2 separate regions of the Homo sapiens genome follow, and region 1 is linked to region 2. The links are chromatin contacts, found by Hi-C or POLR2A ChIA-PET in ENCODE. All regions are on one chromosome and are shown on one strand. Each heading gives the region's core, a stretch centred on a gene start or an enhancer-like site at or near the end of the contact. The rest is flanking DNA. Distances are from core to core; before and after follow the strand shown.

Region 1 (5,603 bases), core at 2,929-5,428, 1.1 Mb after region 2:
AGAAGCAGAGGCTCCTGGTGACTGTGGGGCTAAGTGTGATTCTCACTTTGGCCACTGCTATGCTGTGTCAGGGACACCAGTCCTACCTATTGCCTACCCCAGTGCCATGTTGTGGTTTTTTATGAACTAAAAGGCCCAAGCCAACAACGTCTCTTTAAAAACCCTTGTGCTGATTCAGTGCTGAAGTCTCTTCATGCTGAAACCCACCTCTGACCCACCCAAGTAGCTCTGTTACCTGGCCACAAAGCTGGCAGTCTTGTCAACAATATTTCTGACCTCTGGAGGAGGGTAAATAATCCCCACAACTGGCTTAGAAGGTGCAGAATCCTCCTTTGAAGATGCTTCTTCTTCTGTGGGCTGTGCAAACAGGAAAAGAAATAAGGTTTTAAAGTCCCTGGTTCAGAGCAGGTTCTCCACTGTAAAACTCCTCTAGGATATCATTCAGAGTAGACTTTCATTCACAGACTTCCCTCAGGTTAGAACCCTCTACTTCAGAAAAGCAGTTCTCTTAAGTTCACTGCACCTGCAGGGGCTGCTCCTGGGGACCCAGGGAGAAGAGCAGCTTCCCTGGCTCCTCTCTCACTGGACTATCTCAGTGAGACCAGGAATCTGCATTTTTACTATGGTATGAGACCAGCACTTCTCCTGTTGTCCTTCCCAGTTTCTCCCCAACCTCCCCTTTTCCCTAGTTTATAAGACAGGAGAAAAGGGAGAAAGCAAAAAGTTGGAAAGAAACAGAAGTAAGATAAATAGCTAGACGACCTTGGTGCCACCACCTGGCCCTGGTGGTTAAAATAATAATAATATTAACCCCTGACCAAAACTACTGGTGTTATCTGTAAATTCCAGACATTGTATGAGAAAGCACTGTAAAACTTTTTGTTCTGTTAGCTGATGTATGTAGCCCCCAGTCACGTTCCTCACGCTTACTTGATCTATTATGACTCTTTCACATAGACCTTTAGAGTTGTAAGCCCTTTAAAGGGCTAGGAATTTCTTTTTCGGGGAGCTCGGCTCTTAAGACACGAGTCTGCCGACGCTCCCGGATGAATAAAAAACCTCTTCCTTCTTTAATCCGGTGTCTGAGGAGTTTTGTCTGCGACTCGTCCTGCTACATTACCAAATGCCCAGGTGATTCAGATGCAGGGACTCCGACTACATTCTGAGAAACCATGTTCCAGAATCCAGGCCATGTCTGTAACCCTGCACCCAGCGATGGGCTTGGCATGGAATTTTTAATGATTGTTTGCTGAATAAAGAAATGGGAAACTATCTGCTGACAAATTCTTCTGCCCTGAATGCCCTCTCTGCCTCTACTCCACTGTCTTAACCAACATTCAATGCTCAAGTGTTTTGTGAAATTCCACTGGAAGGCTCAGCACTAACGATCCCATAAGTACCAATATTTTTTCACCAGCAGCTTCTTCCCCTTAGTAAACAAAGGGTCAAGTCTCTTATCTTAGAGAAACGAAGTTTCTCCTCTGCCTTCATGTTCTTTTCTGCCGCTGCCTTCTCCCACACCTTCCTCTGGCAGCTAAACATCCTGAGTTCTCTTCAGTCTTGCTGGTCCCACTTCCCTGCCTCCCATCTGGTCCCCATTCATTTTAAGTGCTCTTGACAAAGTCAAAAACAACTGCCCACAGCCATTATCTGGGCGTGAATGGTGACCACTCCTTCACAAAACTCTCAACTCCTAGGCCCCATTCTTGCCTGTCTTCCCATCTTGCTCACCATTCCATTCAAGTTTCCTTCCTGACCCGTTTCACCTCCTGCACTGTGAAGCTGGAGATCCCCACTCCCACCGCCCAATTCTGTTCTTGGTTCTCTTCTCAGTTTTTGGTGTCCTCCACTTCCCCTTCCGCCTCTAGACTAAACAATCTGGCCCAAACTGATGTCCCAGAACACTCTTGTGTACTAAACAGCTTCAGGTGCAGCTAACTACTGGGCACTTTCATCTCTAACCTCTTTCCTCAGGAATAGCTACCCAGTCACCCATGCCAGAAAGTTGGGGGCTCCTCTCTCTTCCTCAGCTTCCACACTCGATGATAATAACGTTTATCAAGTTGGGCACAATGGCTTGCACCTATAATCCCGGTGACTCAGGAGGCTGAGGTAGGAAGATTGCTTGAGCCCAAGAATTCAAGGCTGCAGTAAGCTATGACTGCACCACTGCATTCCAGCCTGGGTGACAGAACGACACCCGGTCTCTTAAAAAAAACTTTTATCAAGCTATGAGTAGATCCCAGGTATTTTTCCCAAGCACTTTAAATATATTAACTCTTATAACCTTTAGAAGAAGCCTATAAGATTAAGTACTCTTTTTTTTTTTGAGACAGTCTCTTGCTGTCGCCCAGGCTGGAGTGCAGCGGCATGATCTTGGCTCATTGCAACTTCTGCTTCCCAGGTTCAAGCAATTCTCTCCCGAATAGTGGGGATTACAAACATGCACCACCACACCTGGCTAATTTTTTATTTTTAGTAGAGACAGTTTTGCTATGTTGGCCAGGCTGGTCTCAAACTCCTGACCTCAAGTGATCTGTCTGCCTCGGCCTCCCAAACTGCTGGAATTACAGGCGTGAGCCACTGGACCCGGCCAAGAACTCTTAATATCTCCACATTACAGATGACAAAACTGAGAGATGGAGAGCTTAATGTCCAACTGGCAGAACCAGGATTCTAACACACCACTCTGGCTGAAGAGCCTGCCTACCCCCTCTGCCCTAATCTCGGCCAGGCCTTCAGCCTCTTTGGAATAGCGTGACTGGCCTCCCCTCATAGTGATTCTCCACACGTCTGCCTACCTGAATTTCTGAAACACAAATGTCACTATTTGGCTTAAAACACTCCCTTTTCTTCCCACTGTCTACAAGGAAAAGTTCAAATCCTAAGTAAGAATCGCATCTCCTGCCACTACGCTCCTAAGTCTATGCTTCAACACTTGTTCATTTACTCTTGATCAGAGACACCGTTTGATTCACCTCGGTGTCTTTGCGCATATTATCTGGCTATTACCTTATTTTCCCCCAATGCCTGGGAAAATGCCAGGGACACACGGGCACTTAAATATTTGTGGAAAAGGCATGGCTTCTTCAGTCATGTTCCCCCCCCCCGCCCCCCTTATTCTGAACCCAAAGCAATGATCAGCGTATGTGTTCAATAAATATTTGCTGGATGAATAAAGGATGCTATTTCCCTTCCCTAGTCACCTACCTGGCAAACTCCTATTCCTTCTTCTAAAAGAAATTTACCTCTCACTCTTGTGGGCTTCCCTACCTTAATATCCCTTCTAGCCCAGCAAACAATGTTCATTAGATTTGTACCTGAAACTTCTATCACAGGGCATATCACACCATACTACAATGGTTTGTGCACATTCGAGATTGGAGAGCTTTATTAAGGGCGGGCTGGCACTGTATCATCGATGGCCATTGGGACAACAAACATTTGGTGAGCATTCTCATATGTCTGTCTTCTCGTTAGCCTGTGAGCTCCCTAGGCAGGGACCATGCCCCATTCATTCCGGTAATGTGGGAGCCTGGCACGGTGTCTGGCTTGGGGCAGACACCGAAATAGATGCTGAGAATTAACATCCAAAGATGTACCGTGCAGGCTGGGAAATTAGCCATTACTGGGGAAAGGCTGTGGCCGGCGGCCCCAACTGCTACATAAGATCAGAGGATGGGCTGGATCAGCGCCTCTCGCACTTATAAATCAATCACCTTAGGATTTTGTTCAAATGTAGATTCCTATTTAAAAGATCTACGGCGGAGACTCCACATTTCTAAGAAGCTCCCGGCTCGTGCCGACGGGGCTGCTCCGCGGACCACTTAGAGAATCCCGTTCAGGGTGGCTCATTTCGCTACCAGAACACCACCATAGCGCGGGAAGCGCGCAGCCTCTTGGGACTTGCAGTCCCTCCAAGCCCTTCATAGCGGCCGGCCGCTTATTCCTGTGCGAGTAAGGAGCGCCCAGGCCAACCCTCCGGCTGCAGGCTGAGGGGCGGGGGAGAGGTACCTGTTTGGGCTCCGTGGGCACGGGCGGCGGCGGGGGCACCGCCTGCACGGGTCCGGCCGGCATGACTGCGACGCTCAGGGCTGCCAGTCCGCCTCGGTGTCGGTGAGCGGTGCCGCCTCAAGACAGCCTCCCCGCTCGGTCAGTACGACGAGCTCGCAAGATGGCGGCGGCCGAGCGAGTTGCGGCCGCGAAGGTACGACTGGCGCACTTCCGGGACCGTCCCCTCGCCGTGACGCGCTTCCCGCCCCTCCCCGCGGGCACCGCGGCGTCCGACGCCGTTGCCAAGGCAGCGGCCTGAGCGCCCGGCTAGGGCTTTTCGGGGATCCCGGTGGCCGCAGGCGCACCGGGGGCAGTTCCGGGAGCCGACCAGACACGAAGGCTGAAGCCGCGACGCCGAAGACAGGTGAGATGTTGTACGTCACCCGCCGGACCCCCGCCGCACTCACCTCGCGGCTCCTTTACTCCACAGGCCAGTACCTCGCTCCCTTCGACCCCGCCTTCCAAGAGCCCAGCTCCCTCCCATTGGTCTCTCATTTAGGAGAGCCCCTGTCCCCTCAGGCTCACCGCCTAAGAGCCCCACTTCCCTACTCCCTTAGTCCCCCCTTTCATTTCAGACCCACATCCTCCAAGCCCCGCTTCCAAATCCTACGCCCTTAATTCGCTTTTCCCACGGAACCTGCCTTTTCTTGCTTCCATCCCCTGCCTTCCGTAGTCCCGCCCTCAAGCCCCACTGGGGGCCTCCCTCTCAAATCAAGGCTGCTGCTTTCTTTGTCTTTCTTTTTTCTTTTTTTCTGAGACAAGGTCTTGCTCTGTCACCCAGGCTGGAGTGCAGTGGCGCGATCTTGACTCTCTGCAACCTCCGCCTCCCGAGTTCAAGCGATTCTCCTGCCTCAGCCTCCCGAGTGGCTGGGACTACAGGCGCCCACCACACCCGGCTAATTTTTTTTTTTTTTTTTTTGGCATTTTTAGTAGAGACGGGGTTTCACCATGCTGGCCAGGCTGGTCTGGAACTCCTGACCTCAAATGATCCGCCCGCCTCGGCTTCCCAAAGTGTTAGGGTTACAGGCGTGAGCCACCGCGCCCGGCCAGTTTTTAAATTTTTTTTTTTGTAGGGACATGGGAGGACGTCTCCCTATGTTGCCCAGGCTGGTCTCAAACTCCTGGGGTCAAGCGATCCTCCCGCCTTGGCCTCCCAAAGTGCTGGGATTACACGCATGAGCCATCACGCAGGGCTGCTGCTTTAGGCTTCACCCCTCACTCTCACAGATGCAGCCCTGCAAGCTATGCGGCTCGCTCCCCAGAGGCCTACCTCGAATCCCGCCGGCTTCTCTCCCTCTCCTGCGATTCCCCCCTCTCTCCTTCCTCCTCTCCTCAACTCTGGAAAGCGGGGAGCTGGCTCCGAACCTGTTCCTGGACTTCAGTTTCCTCACCTGTGAAATGAGGGAGTGATAGGAAAGGTTGCTCTCTCAAGTCTTCCCCCTCCCCCCACACACATCGTAGCTGTGTGTCATGGTTGTTATTAATGTAGAATAATGATAGCTGGGATGTATTGGTCATTTACTATGAGCCGGATACTGTGCCCAACACTT
Region 2 (5,376 bases), core at 1,947-4,446:
CCGGCCAATTTTTGTATTTTTAGTAGAGACAGGGTTTAACCATGTTGGCCAGGCTGGTCTCGAACTCCTGACCTCAAGTGATCCACCTGCCTCAGCTTCCCAAAGTGCTGGGATTACAGGCGTCAGCCACCTGGCCTTAGTTCTTATTTCAAGGAAAAGCTGCTAGAAAGGGAAACCATGAGAAAAGCACTCCTACCCATAGGTTCCAGCCCACCCTAGGGAGTCCTCTGCCTCCCTTCTTGGCTGTGGATGTGCTGGGCATGCTCCTGTCTAAGGCCATGCTTTCCCGGGACACTGGGCCCCATCCCTGTTTGACCCCTGGAGGCCTTGTGCTGCTCCTGCCAAGTGGGCCCAGGCCCTACAGCAAGTCTCCTGCTTCCTCCAAGGTCCACGTGGCTGGCCCTCACCCTGCCAGGGGTCCAGCAACAGCTCCGGGGCCAGGACCAGGCCGGGGCCGGCCCCCACCAGCCACAGGGTGCTCATCAGCAGCATCAGGACTGAGGAGGCCAGAGGCAGTGCTGGGGACAGTTGGCCATGGGGGCCCCTGGCATGCATCGCTTGGTTGAGGACGGTCAAGGGTGGTCCTGGGGCTGTGTGCTGGGGATAAAAGAAAACAATAACAAGTTATTACTGGAGCTTTTATCTCACCAATACCCTCTCAAGCACCTTATCAACAGCCCTATTTTACAGAGGTGGAAACAGGCTGGAGACGCAGGCCCAGCAGCTTGGCCTTAGTGGAGCTCAGACCCTAACCCATGCGCTCATAAGCCATCTTACCATTCCACTCACCTCTGTTTAAGGACTGGCAGGGGACAGGCATAGAGACTTCTGAGTCCTGATAGGCCCTGAACTCCCAAAAAGAGGGGTTCAGGCCCTCACCCCCCAGGGCGAATTCAGGGCCATCTCTAGCCCTCTTCTGTCCTCCCCCTTCCCTCAGACTACTACCTCCCTCCTTCCTCCCCTCCCCTGTTCCCAGCCTTAATGCTCCAGATGGTTTCAGTTGCCCTTGACCCTGGGGTGGGGCCAGACAATGGGCAAGCCGACAGGGTAAGGGGTAGGGCAGATGGGCAGAAGTCCCACATCTTGAGCCATACTCAGAGACCTGCGACTGAGACATCCCCTTTGAGGGTGAACCCATCCACTGTAAGCCTCCTCCTGCTTCCTTACTGGCACAGCCCCTCTGGCCCTGGCTCCCCTTTCCACAGGAAGGGTACAGTATGCGCTCCACCTCTTTCTGCTCTGTGTCCTGAGGCAAGTTTCCAACCTCATCTTTTTACAGATGAGCCTCATTTTACAGATGAGCCTCTCCTTTCTCATCTGTAAAATGGAAATTCATAAATTCTTTTCCTCAGAGTATGATGAAATAAAAAGGAATAGGCTAAGGCAGGCCCTGGCCCACAACTCTTCCTCCATAAACCATAGCAATCCGCACTAATCATGGCAGGCGTCTGTAGCCACCAACTGGCCCATCGAGAAGGCCTCAATATGGAGGTGGCTGCTCCAGCCTAGCTGGTCCCAGCTTTGGCCCTCAAACATGGCCTTTCCCTGCCCACCAAAGCAAGGCCTTCTCCCCCGTGCTGTTCTCTTGCATCCAGCCTGTCCTCCAGGGCCTGTAGGTCTTCACCCCTGGTCAGGCCTCTCGGTCCCAGGACTCCCACTGAGCTGATTCAGGGCAGGAAGCAGGATCCCAGAGAGACAAGAAGGCTGCCTAATTTGCTCCCCTGCCAAGCGCCTTCTCCACATCTACCAGTTTCCTGCAGGAAAAATGTGGAAAGCTCCTCTGCCTGCATTGTCCTTCCCTCCATTTTGCCAGCAGGCAAACTCCTATTTCACCCTTGGAAGCCCAGCTCAAATATCCCTTCCCCTCCTCTGGCCCCCTAACATCATGGATCTTATCCTTAGGAGCACAGCTTGGCCAGTCTGTCTCCCTAGGCAGGTGGTCTGAGCTCATGGCTCCTCTGATCCAACCCCACATTCCCCAGGGTATTCACAGCACACAGCCAGTGCTTTATATATGTTCACTGAAAAAAGGACACTAGCTTGGCTCCTGGTCCTGCCGAGGGATTTGAAGGTGAACCCTGCCCTTCGCGGACCCGGGCATCCACCTAGGGGGCTGGGGCTAGAGGTCCAGGAAGGTGGGCAGGGTCAGCCTTGCCTGGAGGCAGGGTTTGGGGCCAAGGCACCCACCGTAAACCTCCTCCTGCATCGACACCTCACAACCATTCCCCAGCTCTGGGCACCTTAGCAAGGGTGAAGGGCTTACCCGTGGACACTCGGAACTGGGACTTGAGCCCCCTGGACCTCACTTTCTTCAATCTATGAAACGGGGCAGTGCACCACCAGGCCCTGCCTACCTTACTGGGAAGCCGGGAGGGCAGAATGGAAAGACAAGGACGGAGATTCTTCCGGTGGCGGATAGAGTAGGGGGTCCCAGGATCTGTCTGGTTCGAACTCAGCTGGTGACTTTGCAGAGATACTCAATTTCCTTGGGCCTCAGTTTCCCCTTCTGTAGAAACAAGGATATCGGATGAGGGATGATTAAAGGGCCTGCTCCACCTCGACCGTTACCGGGGATAGGGTCTCGGGGCCAGGCACGGCGTTCGAGGCCTCCCACCCAGCCGACCGGCCTTGGGGACCCTTCCCCGCTGGCCCGGGCCACGCGTCCCGGGTACTCACTGCAGAGCGCGCCCGGCAACCCCGAAAGGCCGGTCGGGGACCCCGGCTGGGAGTCAGGACTCTAGCTCCCGGGCGCGACCCGAGAACCCTGAATCCATTCCGCGCACACCCGGCCGCGTGACCCCTGCCGACCGGCTGGCGCGCCACCCATTCCCCGCGGCCCGCGGATTAGTCAGCAGTTGTTCTAGTCCGGGTCCCTTCCCCCAGCCCTCCCGCCGATCTCCGTCTCCCTGCAGGGCCGACTCTTCAGCGACCGTCCCTAGAGCCAGCGGACGGAACCATTCCAAACAGCCTAGTCTCGTGCTGAGAGCCTCTCCGGTTTCACGCTGAGACCCGCTCACCCCCGCTCTGGCCCCTTAGATGCTATTTTGGCCCGAGTGTCACGTCGGGCGCTCTTTAGAGAGGACTGGGACAAGAGTTGCGGACGCGAAGAACGAGTAAGCGGTGGTTCATCCCTCCTGACCCCACCCCCGTGGCCTGGCCCGATGGTCGCGCCCGGGGTTGCGAGATTTGCGCCTGCGCAGTGCGGCGCCTAGAGGGAAAGCGAGAGGGAGACGGACGTTGAGAGAACGAGGAGGAAGGAGAGAAAATGGCGTCCACGGGTGAGTATGGTGGAACTGCGGTCGCGCCGGCGGTAGCCGGAACGCCCAAACTGGGGGTCGTTCGTCTCTGGGCTTGGCTGGGAAGACTGAGTGGAGTTGCCGAGAGGGGGTTGAGGCACCCGCCGCGGCCCGACGAGCTCGGGGATCCGCATTCCTCTCCCCTCCCCCAACCGGGCGGGCCGGTTCTGGAATCTTCCGGCGCCCGTGGCGCGCGGGGGGCTTGCTGCGGCGGGGGCGCGCGGGGCCCGCCTTGGCCTCCATTGTGTGGCGGTCCTCGCGCCCTGAGCTCCGGGCCTCCCGCCACGTGGGCGGGGCCTGCGGCCTTCGAGGCCCTGCGTGAAGGGGAGGATTTGGCCAGGCCTCAAGCCGGTCACTATGAAACCGCCGGGGGGCCCGCAGGCTGCTGTCCCTGTGAGGCCTCCCTCCCCGTTTTCAGGGTTTCCTGAGAAACCAGGGGAAAAAGCAAATAAAGATACCGTGGATTTGTGGGCCGAGGGGTGCCGGCCTATGAGCGGGAGCCCCGTCATCCTTAAGACCCAGTCGGCTGGGGCGTCTGGCGCTGCCGAGCTGCCCCCTCTGTGGCTTCCAGCCCCAAGCCGAACTTCTGCTCGCCTGGGCTTTAGACAGAATGTGCTTCCCTCCTCCAGGGCCCCCAGTTTGCCGCTTTCTTGGGCTTCTCCATTTTTATCGTTATTAATCCACGTCCTCCCCTCCCCCAAAACCAATTAAGTGGCTTCCCAGGGCCCTTTTTCTGCAAACGCCGAGGGACATCCGTTGTATAATAAGGCCAGCCTGGGTCGAGAGACGAGAAACGCTACCAGAAAGATATTTCTGGTCTCTCTGACCTAGGAGGAACAAAAGGCCGAGCCTTCATTTGAATTATGTTTCAGCAGTGGCCTCGCACGTTTATTCGCCTGCGTTAGGCCGGCAGGCCTGTTGATTTCGTAGGTCGACAGAGGAGAGGGGAAAAAAGGCCAGTAGAAGCAATCTTAAAGGCACTTGCAAGCAAGCCCCGGTTGGGAACTCCAAAATGGGAGTAGAGTGGTCCTTGATGGAAGGAGCGTTTAAGAGTGTCGCCTAGCCATCACCTGCAGTTCGCAATCTGTGGGTACACTAACCCGCGAAAATTGGCAGGGTGGAGCATTTTTGCCCCGGGGGTATTCTCAGGCCACCTGGTTCCAGGCCTTAGAGACAGTGGGAGAAGATGAGAAGGAAGACAGGAAAAGTTCTGGGCACTCCAGAGTTTTTGGAGTCCAGAATCCAGCAACTTAAGGACAGTTTAAGAATTCTCCCCATCTGTGGTCAATAAACAGGTAAGTGTTGGCTGTTCGTGCCGGGATACCAAAGAGTGGATACCAAAGAGTGCCGGTAGAAGAGAGGACTGAAATACCACAGCTAACCTCCCGGTGGGAAGTGGTTTCCTAGGTGCCCTATCCACCCTCTTCTGCTCTGCAAAAGCCTGAAAAGGCAAAACGTGTGCGTTGACATTTTTGCGTGGCTGGACGTGCCTTTTTTCAGTCAACTTTGTTCAAACCTTGTTCACCAGTAACTACCATGTGCTGTACTGTATTAGAATTACAGTTGTGGTTTCTGTTGACACAAAGTAAACACATTAGGCCTGGCTGGGGGGGCCTTCAGAGAGTCACATAAGTAATCTGGTCCTTAGTTTCCTTTCCTGTAAAATACAGAAGTTAGGCTAGACCTCTTAAGCTTTTGAGCCCTTCTGACCTTCCAGCATAAGCATTCCACAAATTTGTCCTATGCTGACTTCAGCTCAGGTACTGTGAAGCTCAACTCAGGTAGTGTGAAGCAGCTTCCATAGTGACTGCTCTAAAGTGTTAAACCGTTGCCTTGGGTTAATAATAGAAGTTTTCTCTCCTCGTATGTTATCTCATGTAGAAAAGTACGTAAAGCATATATATCCAGTGCAACAAAGAATTGGAATGCAGACTCGCAGCAATCTAGAACCCCCAGCGCTCAATCACAGTGAAGTGATTTTTAGTGAAGTCAGTGGCTCACTTTTGGGGGTTAAAAACGAACACGGTTGCTGAATAATCTGACCAGTTTGTAATTGTATTAGGTTGGTGCAAAAGTAATT

The links. A loop is a pair of places that touch in the nucleus more often than their neighbours do. ChIA-PET counts read pairs that join two places held with the same protein, here RNA polymerase II (POLR2A). Pooled maps may share reads with other maps.
Region 1: a pooled map shows a loop between it and region 2 (21-fold over the local background). The contact joins the promoter of SF3A1 here to the promoter of EWSR1 in region 2. A Hi-C loop is called at or near these places in 6 of 50 pooled maps. POLR2A ChIA-PET finds 5 or more read pairs at or near these places in 2 of 52 experiments (H1 and activated CD4-positive, alpha-beta T cell).

The regions. Positions count from the first base shown.
Region 1 is chr22:30,352,716-30,358,318 of GRCh38, forward strand. It overlaps SF3A1 (splicing factor 3a subunit 1), which reads right to left and starts at 4,179. Exons shown (of 16, transcript NM_005877.6): 1 at 4,015-4,179; 2 at 236-357. The coding sequence starts at 4,077. It overlaps CCDC157 (coiled-coil domain containing 157), which reads left to right and starts at 4,292. Exons shown (of 12, transcript NM_001017437.5): 1 at 4,292-4,417. RefSeq lists a silencer at 3,876-4,125 and an enhancer at 5,061-5,603.
Region 2 is chr22:29,265,072-29,270,447 of GRCh38, forward strand. It overlaps EWSR1 (EWS RNA binding protein 1), which reads left to right and starts at 3,197. Exons shown (of 17, transcript NM_005243.4): 1 at 3,197-3,278. The coding sequence starts at 3,266. It overlaps RHBDD3 (rhomboid domain containing 3), which reads right to left and starts at 2,910. Exons shown (of 7, transcript NM_012265.3): 1 at 2,677-2,910; 2 at 2,355-2,506; 3 at 408-597. The coding sequence starts at 555. RefSeq lists enhancers at 2,789-3,660, 3,053-3,112, 3,223-3,282, 4,745-4,794 and a silencer at 3,453-3,542.